Regions from separate parts of the Homo sapiens genome. Here all the other regions are linked to region 3. A link is a contact called in ENCODE Hi-C or POLR2A ChIA-PET data. All regions are on one chromosome and are shown on one strand. Each heading gives the region's core, a stretch centred on a gene start or an enhancer-like site at or near the end of the contact. The rest is flanking DNA. Distances are from core to core; before and after follow the strand shown.

Region 1 (2,996 bases), core at 311-2,810, 860 kb after region 3:
TTTGATGAAAGCTCTTAAAGACAGAAACATATATATAGACAGTACTTGGCACACTGTGAACTGCAAAAGTGTTTAATGATGACAGTAATTAGGATAACGGAATAATATGTGTTGAGTTGATAGTTGGCAGCATTTTAAATATATTAAGAAAGCATAAAAAAGGACCATTTAAAAACGAGGTGGGAATCCCCAAAGTAACAATGGTCTTGTTAAAAGTGAACTAGAAAAAGACTGCTGTTTCTGAGAAATATATGTTTCAATCAAACTAAAAATTACTCTAAATTGAATTACTTGCCCCAAAGCTCATTTTCTGTTGTTTGTGAACCCCATTCACTCAATCATTCCTGTATTCAACAAACATGACTTTCTTTTATCATTTGTGTTCTTATTCCATTACTCCTTCCTTTTTTTTTTTTTGAGATGGAGTCCAGCTCTGTCTCCCAGGCTGGAATGCAGTGGCGCTGTCTCGGCTCACTGCAACCTCTGCCTCCCAGGTTCAAGCGATTCTCCTGTCTCAGCCTCCTGAGTAGCTGGCATTACAATCGTTTGTCACCAAGCCCAGCTAATTTTTTTTTGTATTTTCAGTAGAGACCATGTTGGCCAGGCTGGTGTTGAACTCCTGACCTCAAGTGATCTGCCCACCTCGGCCTTCCAAAGTGCTGGGATTACAGGTGTGAGCCACCACGCCCAGCCCATTATTCCTTCTTTTATTCCACAGACATTTACACACTCTCCTACTGTGTGCCAGGCATTGCTTTAGATTCTAATAATTGAGCAGCAAATGATCCTTGTCCTTGGGAAACTTAGAATCTAGTGAAATATTCATTCATTCTTTCATTCATTCACATATTTACTGGGTGCTCACGTGTTCTGGGGATACAGCAACAGAAAACACAGGACCCTCAGGTAAACGAATTACATTCCAAAGGGTAGAAGCGAAAGCAAGGGCAAAGGTCTTGAGACAGCTGTGAGCATGGCTAGAGGCCAGTTAGCAAAAGGGACATGACACCATCTGTGTCCCCTCCCACTCTGATAGGGACACATAACATTTTCTCAATTTTTCCTAAAAGACTACAAAAAGTCTCTTCTTTCCAAACAGTTTGCCGCCCTAAATCCTTCCAGTATATTACTTGGGGAGGTGTCACTAGATCTGTGTACCTCTGTTTCTCATTATGTGACTCCATTCTGGTTTCTTGCAGGTTTTTGTTTAAAGGAATGGTGGCGTTATTTATTTAAAACAGGCTTTAAAAGATACGGTTAAAACAGGGTAGAAAACCCTCACGTGGCCCACCTGCAATTCCTACTAACTTAACATAGGTCCCGCGTCTGAGGAATCCCCCTAGGTCCTAAATCTTTGGCAGCCAAGTCAAAAGTGACTACGACTCCGGGACTATAATTCCCAAGAGACACTGCGTCCGCACCCTCTGCGCATGTTCAACCTTGGTGACTGCATAAGGCAGCGAGCCCAAGGGGCTGGGCTTGGGCCTGAGCGGTGAATCGGGGCGGGGCTAGGGGCAGGGCCAGGGAGGGGGCGGTGCTGCCGGCACCGCCCGGAACACGCTAGTGGAGCGGAAGATGGCGGCGGCGGCGGCGGCCGCTGCAGCCGGGACTTCAGTTGGGCTGAGGCGGAGGAGCCGCCGCTTCTGACCTCGCTCTGGCTCCGGTGCGCGCGGCTGAGCGCGTGCGAGGCCCCGCGCGTCGGGCAGGGGCGGCGGCGGCCACTGCGCGCCGCCCTGAGGAGCGCCCCAGCGGCGGCGCGACTGCGGCTGAGGAGAGAGCCGGCTCCGGGCCTCCGCGTCCTCCTGCTCCCCCGGCCCCCCGCCTCCTCGGGGGGGCGGCGGCGGCGATGTTCTCGGTCCTCTCGTACGGGCGGCTGGTGGCCCGCGCCGTGCTCGGCGGCCTCTCGCAGACCGACCCCAGGGCCGGCGGCGGCGGCGGCGGCGACTACGGACTGGTGACGGCCGGCTGCGGCTTCGGGAAGGACTTCCGTAAGGGCCTCCTCAAGAAGGGCGCGTGCTACGGGGACGACGCGTGCTTCGTGGCCCGGCACCGTTCCGCGGACGTGCTCGGTGAGTCCCCGACCCGGTTCCCTTGCCCCAGCCTCGGATCCGCCTCCCGGGGACTCCCCGCGCGGGGCTTCCCCAGTTCCTCCCGGCGGCGAAAGGAGCCAGAGCGCTCACATGGAGGGAGCGCTTACTATGCGCCAGGCGCCGTGCCAAGCGCTCCGAGGCGCGTTTTCCGCTTGAACGACCCCCATTTTAGAGAGGAGGAAACTAAGGCGCACAGCGGTCAAGTCGTGTGCTCAAGGTCACAACCCGAGAGTGTGACCGGTCTGTCCGAGTCCAGAGCCACACTCTCGGTCTCACTCGGCCGTGCCAGCCCTGGGCGACCTCGTCCCCTCCCTGGGCGACACCTGCAGGCTCCTAACCTCGTTCTGGTTCCCTCTCCGCATGCCCCGGGGATCCCTGCCTCTTCGCGTGCTCCCGACACCACAGCCCGGCCCAGGCTGCGGGATCGCCGGCCGACAGGCAGTCGTGAGCCCCCAGACAGCCCGGCCGTATTCTTTCGCCGCCTGGATGGTAACCAAATCTTCACCCTTTTCGGAGTGTGGCGGTGGGGGCTGCTGGCTTGGCGAAAAAACCCTCACAGCGTTTTCTCCCAAATTGATCTTGTCCACTTGCGGTCACTTGGGGGTTGGCAGAGTCTCCTTGATCCAAAATAGAATGGTCGAGCCTACTTGTAGATTGCAGCCGGTAAAGCTCTGAGGATTGGTCACAGCCTTTTCAGGCCACAGGTGCTCCCTGAGGCCTATTCCAGTTATACCTTTTGGGGGTGGGAGACTACGGAGAGAGCTGGCAGAAAGGGCTAAATATAGTTCACAAGCAGTCAGAAACTTTACCATAATGTACGCCTTAGGAGATTTTGTGTATGCTATGGGATATTGTGCCGTTAAAACTCTTTGAATGAATAAAGCAATGCGCTCGCTTTGAAATTGA
Region 2 (2,794 bases), core at 228-2,727, 540 kb after region 3:
GTAGCTGGGACTACAGGCAGACGCCACCATGCCCAGCTAATTTTTGTATTTTTTTTAGAGATGGGGTTTCACCACGTTGCCCAGGCTGGTCTCGAACTCCTGGATTCCAGCAATCCTCCCACTTTGGCCTCCCATTGTGCTGAGATTACAGGCATGAGCCACCTCGCTCAGCCAGTTCACTCATTTTTTAAAAAATGGTGATCCACCTGAGGCCAGAAGTTCAACACCATCCTGGCCAACATGGTGAAACCCTGTCTCTACTAAAAATACAAAAATTAGTTGGGCATGGTGGCATGTGCCTGTAATTCCAGCTACTGGGGAAGAGGCAGGAGAATTGCTTGAATCCAGGAGACGGAAATTGCAGTGAGCCCGAGATCATGCCACTGCACTCCAGCCTGGGTGACAGAGCGAGACTCTATCTCAAAAAAAAAAAAAAAAAACAAGGTGGTCCACAGGAAGAAATACATTGCAGCCAACACATACAAACATACATACGTATGTTGTGTATGTAGATTTATCCATATTATCTAATCAAATGAATATAAAATTTCACAAATCAATATTTTAAAAAAGCACAGTTGGGGTCTTGCTCTGTCACCCAGGCTGGAGTGCAGTCATGTGATCATAGCTCACTGCAGCCTTGAACTCCTGGACTCAGGTGATCCTCCTGCCTCAGCCTCATGAGCAGATGGGACTACAAGCATGCAACACCACACCCAGCTAAGTTTTTGGGTTTTTTTTTAATTTTGTAGAGATGGGATCTTGCTGTGTTGCCCAGACTGGTCTTGAACTCCTGAGCTGAAGAAATCCTCCTGCCTCAGTATCCCAAAGTGCTGGGATTACAGGTGTGAGCCACCATGCCAGTTCAAATCAATATTCTTTTTTTTTTTTTTTAATAAAATTAGAGACAAGTTCTTACCATGTTGCCCAAGCTGGTCTCAAACTCCTGGGCTCAAATGATCCTCCTGCCTCAGCCTCCCAAAGTTCTGGGATTAACAGATGTGAGCCATTGCACCCAGCCTCGAATCAATATTTTTATTATGTGTTCTAATATTTTCTCTTCTGTTCTGTTCTATCTCACTATTTTAAAATGTTGGCTACCATCCAATAAACTGATTTTACCATTCACAGTTTAAAACACATTGCCCTAGCCCAGTGGTTCTTAAAGTGTGGTCCCAGGACAAGCAGCATCAGCTTCACCTGGGAACTTGTTAGAAATGCATATTCTTGGCCCCCACCTCAGTCTTACTCAGTCAAAGGCCCTGGGGGTGGACCAGGCCACCTGGTTTTAGCAAGCCTCCCGGTGATCCTGGTGCACAGTAAAGTCTGAGAAGCTCTGCCAGCCTGTTGGATCTCAGCCTTGGCTTCACACTGGTATCACCTGGGAACTTTAAAAATATTTGCTGCCCAACTCCACCCTCAGTGATTCAGAGTCTTAATTGGCCTGGGGCGCAGCCTGGGCATCTGGGAGTTCTCATTAAAGCCTCCCAGGTGATTGTGACGTGCAGCTGGACTGAGGATCACTGTTCTAGGGTATTTCCTTCCCTGATTCCTGCCTCTCCCTCAGAGATCTTAGCTTGCAAAGGTGAACTGGACCCTGGGTGAACCAGCCCCATTCCCACTGGTGAACTCTGCACGCACCATCCCGGATAATGATCTCAAGGGGTCGGCCCTATTCACACCCCTATTTTACAGGTGAGAAAACTGAGGCTCTGAGGCATACAGCCAGGAGAAGGAAGCCAGGAATTGAGCTCAGTCTCTCAACCAGCACATCAGGTGGCTTCCTCCACCCGGCTACTAGAATGTTTAGTTCCCAGGGCTGCAAATTTCCCATATGACAAGAGCGGCCCTTTCTAAAGATGCATTAGGCCAGGCATGGTGGCTCACGCCTATAATCCCAGCACACTAGGAGGCTAAGGTGGGAGAGTCACTTGAGCCTGGGAGGTTGAGGCTGCAGTGAGCTGTGATCCCACCACTGCACTCCAGCCTGGGCGACAGAGCAAGACTCTGTCTCAAAAAATAAATAAATTATAATAAAAGTGCATTTAAGAAAATCACAATTTTAAAAAAATCACAGGATTCATTTTTTAAAAGTCAATGTTCAGCTTGATGTGGTGGTTATAATACATGTCTAGCTCCTAAAATATTCCAGGTACTTTACACACATCATCTGAACTCAGCCTCATAATCGGCCTAGTTTTCAGATGAGGAATGTTGAGGCCAGAGAAGAAAAGTGAATTCAGGTTTAGCTTCCCTGTACCAAGCTCATCCAAAGGCTTGACCTTGAGCTCAACTCTTCACTTTGGCAATTATTTAGTAACAAAGTGAGGGTGACTTACCAGTTTTTCTGGCTCACATGATAACAACAACAATAATAATAGCTACAATGTACAGCTCTCTGCATTACAGTGTGCCAAATGTATACATGTGTGATTTTATTCAACCTTCACAGCCCTAAGAAGTAGGTATGATTATTATCCCCATTTTACAGATGTGGAAACTGAGGCTCAGAGAGGTTGAGTCACTACCTCAACGTCACAGAGCTAGGAAGTGACTTTTCTGCAAGTCATAGCCAGGCTCCCAGAGCTTGGTTGCTTAATTCCTATGCAAAACCCTCCCATGATGGATGTGGTCCCACCACTTCTCCCAAAGGGAAGGAGATGATGAAATAAAGGGTTTCAAGAATAGAGCAGGTGGAAGTGATCTTTAGCAGGGGGTAGGAAACATCTGTGAGTCTATTGCTATCAAGACTGATTCTGGCCAGGCACAGTGACTCACGCCTATAATCCCAGCA
Region 3 (2,844 bases), core at 219-2,718:
TGAAACCCACCGGCGTCTGAGCTGGCTGGGGTCTGAGGGAGGTCAAGAGAGCTGGGCAGGGAGGCCTCTGTCCCCCATCTTCCCCCCAGATGCCAGGGAGCCACAGAAGATGTGCAGGAGGGGAGGCACGGCCCATCCCTCAAAGGCAGAAAGTGGTGGATGCTGGGAGCTGAGCAGCCAGGATTCCAGTCCCAGACAACTGCTGGGGGAAAGGGGTATTCACAAGGAGCCCCCAGTGAGGAGAGAGGAGCCAGGCTGGAAAACAGTGTGACACCTGGGCCCTCTGGGAGTTGGGCAGCATCAAAAACTGCCATCTGTCCCATCAGACTACGCCCAAGTCTGTCCAGAATTAGCTATTTCCACCCCCACGATGCTGCTCCAGCCTACCCTCCTCTGCTCAAAACTCCCCTGCAGCTACAGGAGGCTGAAGCAGGGAGGTTGAGGCTGCCGTGAACTATGATGGTGCCACTGCACTCCAGCCTCGACAACAGAGCAAAATCTCATCTCAAAAGAAACTCCCGGCTGGGCGCAGTGGCTCACGCCTGTAATCCCAGCACTTTGGGAGGCCGAGGCGGGCAGATCACAAGGTCAGGAGTTCAAGACCAGCCTGGCCAATATGGTGAAACCCTGTCTCTATTAAAAATACAAAAATTAGGCCAGGTGCGGTGGCTCACACCTGTAATCCCAGCACGTTGGGAGGCCGAGGCAAGGCAGATCACCTGAGGTCAGGAGTTAGAGACCAGCCTGACCAACATGGAGAAACTCTGTCTCTACTAAAAATACAAAATTAGCCAGGTGTGATGACACATGCCTATAATCCCAGCTGCTCGGGAGGCTGAGGCAGGAGAATCGCTTGAACCCAGGAGGCAGAGGTTGTGGTGAGCCAAGATCGTGCCACTGCACTCCAGCCTGGGCAACAAAAGCGAAACTCCATCTCACACAAAAAAATACAAAAATACAAAAATTAGTCGGGCATGGTGGCAGGTACCTGTAGTCCCAGCTACTTGGGAGGCTGACGCAGGAGAATCACTTGAACCCGGGAGGCAGAGGCTGCAGTAAGCCAAGATTGCGCCACTGCACTGCACTGCAGCCTGGGCAACAGAGCAAGACTGTCTCAAACAAACAAACAAACAAAAACAAAAACTCCCCTGTGGTCCTCATCTGAGAGACCCTTGTTACCTCCTCAGCCTCTTGGGCCTCCCTCCCTCGCTCTGATCCAGCCACACTGGCCTCCACTCTTCTTCAGTGTGCCAGGTGCACTCGGGGCCTGTGCCCTCAGAGAGGCAGCTCCCCCCACAGCTTCACAAATACGACTGCTTTTCAAAGTGTCATCTCCTCAGGGAGGCCCTCCCTGACCACAGTATCTAAATCCTGAGCCGCAAAGCCCCTTCACTTCCTTCCCTGCCTGTTGTCCTATGAGCTGGTCTTGCGCATTCCTTGATGCAGGTCTCTGCCGTGACTTGGCTTTGCTCACGTGGTGTCCTTGGCCGCGAGCCAGTGCCTGCTAGGTGGTGGGTGCTCAACATTCATCATAAGCCTTTTGCTGGCTAAGCATCCTTTGTGCTGGGTAACGGGGGGCATAGGGGATGATTGCCCCTACTGCCATCCCCCACCCCAGTGAAGACCATGAGTGATAGGGATGCTACAAGCCAGTGCTCTCAGGGCTGGGGTGGGCCTCCCAAGGCCCCTCCAGCTGGCCAGGGAAGAGGGCAGGCTGAAAGGCAGGCTCAGGTGTGTCAGCCCCCTGACCTCCCCGCAAGGGCACCATCAGGAGCCCCCATGCTACAGACTCTGGGAGGCAAAATCACACAGTGCCCCAGCCATGGGGAATAGCGAAGTTGAGCCAGGGCTCCAATCCTCATCTGCCCACCCCCAGCCCCAGCACCCCCAACACCTGGTCTCCCTCCAGCCGCCTTCCCGCCCACACCTTCCCCTGCCACCCAGCCCCTGCATTTGTGATGCCCTGCCTGACCCAAACTGCATGTCCCAGCAGAGAAAACCTCCTCTCCTCCAGGGAGCCTTCTCTGACCACTGAGTCATGATTAGTGCAATTCCTGTGCCTCTCCCTCAGCACTGAGCTTATCGAACCGGCCATGGTTTCCTGATGACGCAACTGCCTCCACCATCTGACTGGGAGAGTTCCTCTTGGGGTTGGGGTGGGCACCAAACCTTGCTGCCAGCTGAGGCCCAGCCCTGGGGCAGGCCCAGAGGAGGTACTTGGAGGGTTTGCCGGGTGGATGGATGGATGAGCACTTGGGTAGGTACCTGGGACCCCCAAGCTCTCAAGTGCCTGGGAAGCAGAGGGAGGTATGGGGTGTGATGGGTGATCTCAGCCCCCTTTTCCCAAGCTCCTTGGGGGGCAAACTGAAGGCAATGAGCCAGTTCCAGCGACTGAATCAGTGTGGGAACTACAGGCCACAGGGCGCTTCTCTGCTATGCCCCCCACCAGGACCCCAAGCCTGGCCCCTCCTTCACAGACCCTTCAAATGCAGGGCCCTGAGCAAATTACTTTGGCCTGCTGTGCTTCAGTTTCCTCACCTGTAAAATGGGGATGATAATGGAACCCACTCCTTGGACTTCTGCAAGTGAGCCTGCCTGCTGCCCTGAATGCCCAGTGGGCCCAGTCCACAGGGCAGCGGCTCCTAGACCCCCACCACCCTGTTCATTATGGGCCAGATCCCCCCTTGGTCTGCACCCTGCTGCCTCAGGTGCCCTTTCCCCACAGGGGAGGAGGAAAGAGAAGGGAGAAGCTTCCAGAAAAGCCACATGGCTGCCAGAAAAGCCCTTTCCTGGCAAGAGCCCCCCAATGCCAGAAACAGAAACCTCCCCAGCCAGAACATCCCC
Region 4 (2,888 bases), core at 309-2,808, 770 kb after region 3:
TCACATTCTAAGGGTCCAGGGGGACAGGAATTGTTAGGGGGGTGTGCACAATTCCACCTACTCCACCCTCTGAGCAGGTGGCTCTCCGGTCACTGGCTGCCTGGCTTTCTGTCAGCTGTGTTTTCTAGAACATAGTCTCCAAGTCATGGAGCCCAGGGGCAGATCCTGCTTTTCCAGTTCCCCACAGTGTGTGACCTTGGACAAGGCCCCCCCTCACCAGGACCCTAAAGGATGGCCTCAACCTCAGGGTTGTTAGGAATTGAAATGAAATAGTGCATGGAAGGAAGTTAGCAGCATGCTGAGATGATATGAGGTGTGATAAAATAAGCAACCATAGTAATACACGTTGCTGCCATTGTGTCTTAGAGTTTTGGGGTGAGGGTGGTTAATATGCAAATCAAGTCCCCCAAAATAGCTCTGGGAGGGAACAGGGAAATGCAAACTGAAGGGACATCAGGCCATGGGAGTTGGGAGTTGGCTGACTTTCTTAAAAAGTACCTTTTTCTCCGATTGTCAGATAACAATGAACTAGGGACTTTCCCCCTCCCACAGATGGCGGCTTCTGAGCCTGTAAAAATAGGCATCCACAAAATGCTTTTCTCTCCTTCGCTTCTAGGTCTGTCTTTTTCACTTTCCCCTTCTCTCCCAGATGGTAGTTTTTCTGGTCTAATACCTGTAAAAGAGGTCAGCAATATGTTTACCTTGAAGGAGTAGTGCCTAAGATTTTGTTAATCCATTCATTTATTAACCATTTCTTTTTTCTTTTTTTTGAGATGGAGTCTCGCTCTGTCACCCAGGCTGGAGTGCAGGGGCGCAATCTTGGCTCACTGCAGCCTCAGCCTCCCAGGTAGCTGGGATTACAGGCATGTGCCACCATGCCTGGCTAATTTTTGTATTTTTAGTAGAGATGGGGTTTCACCCTGTTGGTCAGGCTGGTCTCGAGCTCCTGACATCAGGTGATCTGCCCGTCTCGGCCTCCCAAAGTGCTAGGATTACAGGCTTGAGCCACCGCGCCCGGCCTCTTAACCACTTCTTGAGCCTCTCCCTGTGACTGAGGAAGAGTCTCTGCCCTCCCAGCGTTCACAGCCCAATGTGGTGGGGACAGTGTCTCAGTGGTTGTTAAGACAGTGTGACGTACACCCCAACTGGGGTGAGGGAGAATTAAAGAAGGCCTCCCAGGGAAGGTAAAATCTAGGTGTAAGACCTGGAAGATAGATGGGATGGGGACAGGCCATGCGGAGTCCTGGAAGCAAGAGAGCGTGGTCCGCTCTAGAACTGCAAGTTCCATGTGGCTGGAGGCTGGCAGAGGCAGGGTGCTAGGAAGGAATAAGGCTGGCAGGGAGACCAGGGCCTGGGGAAGCCAAGAGAGCTGGGACTCGATCCTGAAGGCAGTTGTGGGCATGGAGGTCGCTGCACAGCAGGGACACAGTCAGGTTGGCATTGGAGAAGGAGGACCCTGGCTGCAGGCAGGTGGAGGGAGGGTCAGGGCAGGTTCTGGTGAGGGAGAGGGGACGATGGAGTGCCAGCCAGGTTCAGGAAGTGAAACCGATGGGGTGTGAGGGAGAAGGAGGAGCCAAGGACGATTTTCTGTTCTTGGCCTGGGCAGCCAGGTAAGTGACAGCGTGCCCTAGGGGATGTGGAAGGAGGAGTGGACTGGGAGAGAAAGGTAAGAAATCAGGTCAGTTGGGTCACAGCAAACCAATGACCCAGCAGGATCTTGAACATCAGACTGGAGTCTTTGATTTGAACGTGAACGGCACCGAGAACACAGCTGTGCTAAGGCCCCCAAAGAGAGAGTCACCGGCCCAAGGACAGGGTCAAGGCTGAGGTCTCCAGGACTCCTGGTATGGGGCAGGGACATGGTACAGGAAGCTGAGGAGGGTGGCCAGAGATAGCAGGAGAAGCAGGGGGCGAGATTGCCAAGCACAGCAGATTCAACAGCGTCAAAGAGTGTGGGACCGTCAGGCAGGTTGGAGCCACGGTCACAGGTTTTGATATGGAAAGGTGACCGCAGAGGAGCATCAGGGTACAGTGGGGACAGCAAGGATTCTTGCATGGGAGATGGAGCTGTGGGGGTGTCCCGCATCAGCAACTCCACCTGTAGACTTTTGGGGTTATAAGTGACAGAAACACAGCTCAGTGTCACTTAAGCCACAAAGCGGCTGTATCAGCTCATGTAACTTAACAGCCTGAGGGATGCAGAGGCAGGCAGTGGGCAGAGAAATGAAATATCCAAGGATGGTGATGAAGCTGGAGGAGAAGAGTTTTGGGGTTTTTTGTTTTGTTTTCTTGAGACAGTCTCACTCTGTCACCCAGGCTGGAGTGCAGTGGCATGATCTTGGCTCACTGCAACCTCTGCCTCCTAGGTTCAAGCAATTTTCATGCCTCAGCCTCCCAAGTAGCTGGGATTACAAGTGCCCACCACCACGCCTGGCTATTTTTTTGTTTGTTTTTAATAGAGATGGGGTTTCGCCATGTTGGTCAGGCTGGTCTCAAACTCTTGACCTGAAGTGATCTGCCCATCTTGGCCTCCCAAAGTGCTGGGATTGCAGATGTGAGTCACCATGCCCAGGTGAGTTTTTGTTGTTAAGGGATGATCATAGCTGGCACTTCCAGAGCTGGGGGCTGCTCTGAGCCAGGCACCGAGGCAGGTGCTCTGTACGCCACACTACTAAAATTACAAAAATTAGCCGGGCGTGGTGGCAGGATCAGTCTGTCCATGAATGCTAGGAGTCTGGAGTGCATGGTGAAGCTGCTGAGGCCCACCACATTCTCTTGATCAACCCTATCTTTGCCCTTTTCTGGAGCTTTTCTGCTTCTGGCATGACAGACTTTTGACTGAAAACCAGAAATGTTTTCTGCTCTGCTGAGTGCCCTAGATATTTTCA
Region 5 (3,065 bases), core at 566-3,065, 520 kb after region 3:
CCAAGTAGCTGGGAGTACAGGCATGTGCCACAACGCCCAGCTAATTTTTGTATTTTTAGTAGAGATGGGGTTCTGTCATGTTGGCCAGACTGGTCTTGAACTCCTGACCTCAGGTGATCTACCCGCCTCGGCCTCCCAAAGTGCTAGGTGTGAGCCAACATGCCCGTCCTTTTTTTTTTTTTTTTTTTTTTTGAGTCAGAGTCTCACTCTGTCGCCCAGGCTGGAGTGCAATGGCGCTATCTCGGCTCACTGCAACCTCTGCCTCTCGGCCTCAAGCGATTCTCCTGCCTCAGTCTCCTGAGTAGCTGGGACTACAGGCCCGCGCCACAACGCCTGGCTAATTTTTGTATTTTTAGTAGCGACAAGTTTCATCATGTTGGCCAAGGTCGTCTTGAACTCCTGACTCAAGTGATCCACCCGCCTCAGCCTCTCAAAGTGCTGGCATTTCAGGTATAAGCCACTGCACCCAGCAGGAAAGCTGTCTTCAGTAAAAGTATTATATAATGACACCTTGCATTCTGAGAGCAGCTGCTGTTTTCAAGGCTCTTAAAGAGCCTGGACTCTGGAGACAAAGGGGCCTCCAGAGGGGTCCACGCCTAGCTCCATCACTGTGTGACCCTGGGCAGCTCACTTCGCCTCTCTGAGCTTTTGTTTCCGCATCTGTAAAATGGGGGCATGGATGATGAGGTGGTCCCCACCCTCTAGGGTGGCTGGAAAATTATGTGTGGGAGCCATGAGCACATAGTGTCCGGCACGTGCCAGTGCTCAGTCAATGAGATTTGTCATTTCTTCAGTCAACAAATATTTATTTTTGAGCTGCTGCTGTGTGCATCATGAGCTGGGAGCTGGGGAGACAGTCAGTGGTGAGGGAAACTAAAGTGATCCCTGCCCTCTGAGCTGACGCTCCACAGATGCTGAAGAAAATGAGTCAGTGCACTGTGGGCAGTGTTCGGGACTGCCTCACGCTGTGCAGAGAAACAAAGAAGGGAGATCGGAGCGCAGGAGGTGCGTGGCTGTGTTATTTGTTTGTTTTGAGACAGGGTCTTGCTCTGTCACCCAGGCTGGAGTGCAGTGGTGTGATCGTGGCTCACCACAGCCTCAACCTCCCGGGCCCAAGTGATCCTCCTGTCCCAGCCTCCTGAATAGCTGAGACTATAGGCATGCACCACCACGCACAGCTATTTTTTTTTCTTTTGCGTAGAGACAGGCATCTCCCTATGTCACCCAGGCTGGTCGCAAACTCCTAGGCTCAAGCAATCTTCCCGCCTCGGCCTCCCGCCGTGCTGGGATTTCAGGCATGAGCCACAGTGCCAGCCTTCATGGTTATTTTAAAGATGGTGGTCGGGGAGGCTTCACTCAGGAGATGACATATGAGCAAAGATGCAGTGAAGGAGGTGAAGGAAGGAGCCGTGCGATGACTGACAGAAAGACATTCCAGGTAGAGGGCACACAGGTGCAAAGACCCTGAGGCCAGATCCAGGCTGATAAAACAGAGCATTTTAGCAGTCTCCTCTCCCTGCCATTTTTTTTCTCAAAATTGACAAGCACAAGTGTCCCCGGCCCAAGCACCGCAGAGAGCGCGCAGCATCTCTCCCCGTGACCATGACCCAGCTACTGCCTCTTTAACCTTGAATGCCTTTTTGGGGGCTCACGTGTCACCCAGTGGCGAGTGAGCCACCCTTACTTCAGAAGAACGGCATGGGGTGGGGGGGCCTTAGGTGGTGCCCGCCTCACCTATGACTGCCAAAAGCGGTCATGGGGTTATTTTTAAACATGGGGAGGAAGTATTTATTGTTCCTGGGCTGCAGAGAGCTGGGCGGAGTGTGGAATTCTTCTCGGGAGGCAGTGCTGGGTCCTTTCCACCATGGTGAGTACAAGGGCTCCAGGAGGTGATGATGCCGGGTGGGCGAGGAGAGGAAGCCACTACAAGCGAGGGACCACGGCGGAGGGGGAGGAAGGCGGCCCTCAAAGCCTCCAGCCCCTTGTGGAAAAAGCCCCATTGACTGCGCGGGCACAGAGGAACCCCAATCAATGCCCCGATAGGCCACAAATAACAGCAGCTCTCGGGGACTCACAAACACAAAATAAGAGAGTTGGCTTTTTTATGGCTTGTCTACTGACCTCTCGAGGAATCAATAACTCCCAGGACTTGCAAAATGGGATTGAATGCTTTTAAGGATCAAATTGTAATTCTTTTCTCTTGTTCAGGCAGCTGGGAAAAAGAATGTTTTTGTTTTCACCTTTTGAACTTGCAAATTTAAAACCTTTCTTTCTGTGCTGTTGGGTTAGGTGTCCCCCTCCTGAAGTGGGCAGTCCCCAAATCAGGGTCAGCACAGGAGGGAGAGTGGTTAGAGGCAGGAACTCTGGAGTCAGAATGCCCAAGTTCAACTCCCCAAGTTCAACGCCCAAGTTCAACTCCGGCTCTGCCTTCTGTGTGTGTGGCTGTGTGATCTTGGGCAAGTGACCCAACCTCTCTGAGCCTCAGTTGCCTCTCCTGTAAAATGGGGATGATAATAATAGTATCCACTTGACAGAGTGGTTATGAGAATTAAATAATACATATGTAGAGTACCGAATCATTTGCTGTTATTGAAAGTCAGAGAGAAGTGGGGTGGGGAAGAAAGGTCAACTCGCTCTTCTCTGCCCTATTGATGTGGTGCAAGGACGGAGCATTCAGAGAGGAGGTTTTGCTGCCATTTGGAGCAAGGGAAAATTGTGGGGTGTGGGGCGCAGTTGGGTTTTAACACCTTGAAGAACTGTCATTTCATCTTGGCATTCATCATGGCTTAGTGAGCCTGACTTTTTCTTTCCCTCCAATCAATTCTCCTTCTGTGCATTACTGAGCTTTTTGTGAAATGCATCAGAACAAAAGTGGCTGGATCCTGCAGGGGCGATCTGAAGGTGTGGCCTCCATCCCCAGGGACACACCTGTGGCTTCTCCTAGTTGGTGAAGGAGCCACTGCAAGATGCACAAACGCTTATGATCCACTGGTACCAGAGGGCTCTGGAGAAACTTCATGTCATGTCCTTTGCTCCCTCCAGCATCACCGTTTGGAGACCTGAGT

What was found. A loop is a pair of places that touch in the nucleus more often than their neighbours do. ChIA-PET counts read pairs that join two places held with the same protein, here RNA polymerase II (POLR2A). Pooled maps may share reads with other maps.
Region 1: a loop to region 3 is called in a map of CD8-positive, alpha-beta T cell, with 2.7 times the contacts of the local background. The contact joins the promoter of PPTC7 here to the enhancer-like site in region 3. A Hi-C loop is called at or near these places in 1 of 168 maps with a recorded cell type or tissue (CD8-positive, alpha-beta T cell), 1 of 37 single-sample maps with no recorded cell type and 9 of 50 pooled maps.
Region 2: a loop to region 3 is called in a map of mammary epithelial cell, with 2.9 times the contacts of the local background. The contact joins two enhancer-like sites. A Hi-C loop is called at or near these places in 1 of 168 maps with a recorded cell type or tissue (mammary epithelial cell) and 1 of 50 pooled maps. POLR2A ChIA-PET finds 5 or more read pairs at or near these places in 2 of 52 experiments (GM12878 and activated CD4-positive, alpha-beta T cell).
Region 4: a loop to region 3 is called in a map with no recorded cell type, with 4 times the contacts of the local background. The contact joins two enhancer-like sites. A Hi-C loop is called at or near these places in 7 of 37 single-sample maps with no recorded cell type and 4 of 50 pooled maps.
Region 5: a map with no recorded cell type shows a loop between it and region 3 (4-fold over the local background). The contact joins the promoter of MYL2 here to the enhancer-like site in region 3. A Hi-C loop is called at or near these places in 5 of 37 single-sample maps with no recorded cell type and 4 of 50 pooled maps.

What each region holds. Positions count from the first base shown.
Region 1 is chr12:110,581,882-110,584,877 of GRCh38, reverse strand. It overlaps PPTC7 (protein phosphatase targeting COQ7), which reads left to right and starts at 1,560. Exons shown (of 6, transcript NM_139283.2): 1 at 1,560-2,069. The coding sequence starts at 1,847. RefSeq lists silencers at 1,408-1,737, 1,778-1,927.
Region 2 is chr12:110,895,379-110,898,172 of GRCh38, reverse strand. The region is part of intron 9 of CCDC63 (coiled-coil domain containing 63); the gene reads right to left. Among named protein-coding and RNA genes, the nearest start is that of MYL2, 24 kb to the left of the region's middle. Within about 2 kb of position 1,477, at least 2 of the 41 ENCODE cell types and tissues checked have a DNase peak (open chromatin) inside an H3K27ac peak, as active enhancers do.
Region 3 is chr12:111,437,260-111,440,103 of GRCh38, reverse strand. The region is part of intron 2 of SH2B3 (SH2B adaptor protein 3); the gene reads right to left. LOC124903019 (a long non-coding RNA gene) reads left to right here. Exons shown (of 2, transcript XR_007063462.1): 1 at 1-2,156. Among named protein-coding and RNA genes, the nearest start is that of SH2B3, 33 kb to the right of the region's middle. RefSeq lists an enhancer at 973-1,486. Within about 2 kb of position 1,468, at least 20 of the 41 ENCODE cell types and tissues checked have a DNase peak (open chromatin) inside an H3K27ac peak, as active enhancers do; they include CD8-positive, alpha-beta T cell, where a contact is called at or near this core.
Region 4 is chr12:110,667,906-110,670,793 of GRCh38, reverse strand. The region is part of intron 3 of HVCN1 (hydrogen voltage gated channel 1); the gene reads left to right. LOC124903017 (a long non-coding RNA gene) reads right to left here. Exons shown (of 2, transcript XR_007063460.1): 2 at 1-673. Among named protein-coding and RNA genes, the nearest start is that of HVCN1, 20 kb to the left of the region's middle. RefSeq lists enhancers at 483-622, 1,673-1,772. Within about 2 kb of position 1,558, at least 5 of the 41 ENCODE cell types and tissues checked have a DNase peak (open chromatin) inside an H3K27ac peak, as active enhancers do.
Region 5 is chr12:110,919,329-110,922,393 of GRCh38, reverse strand. MYL2 (myosin light chain 2) reads left to right here and starts at 1,815. Exons shown (of 7, transcript NM_000432.4): 1 at 1,815-1,867. The coding sequence starts at 1,865. RefSeq lists an enhancer at 1,007-3,065.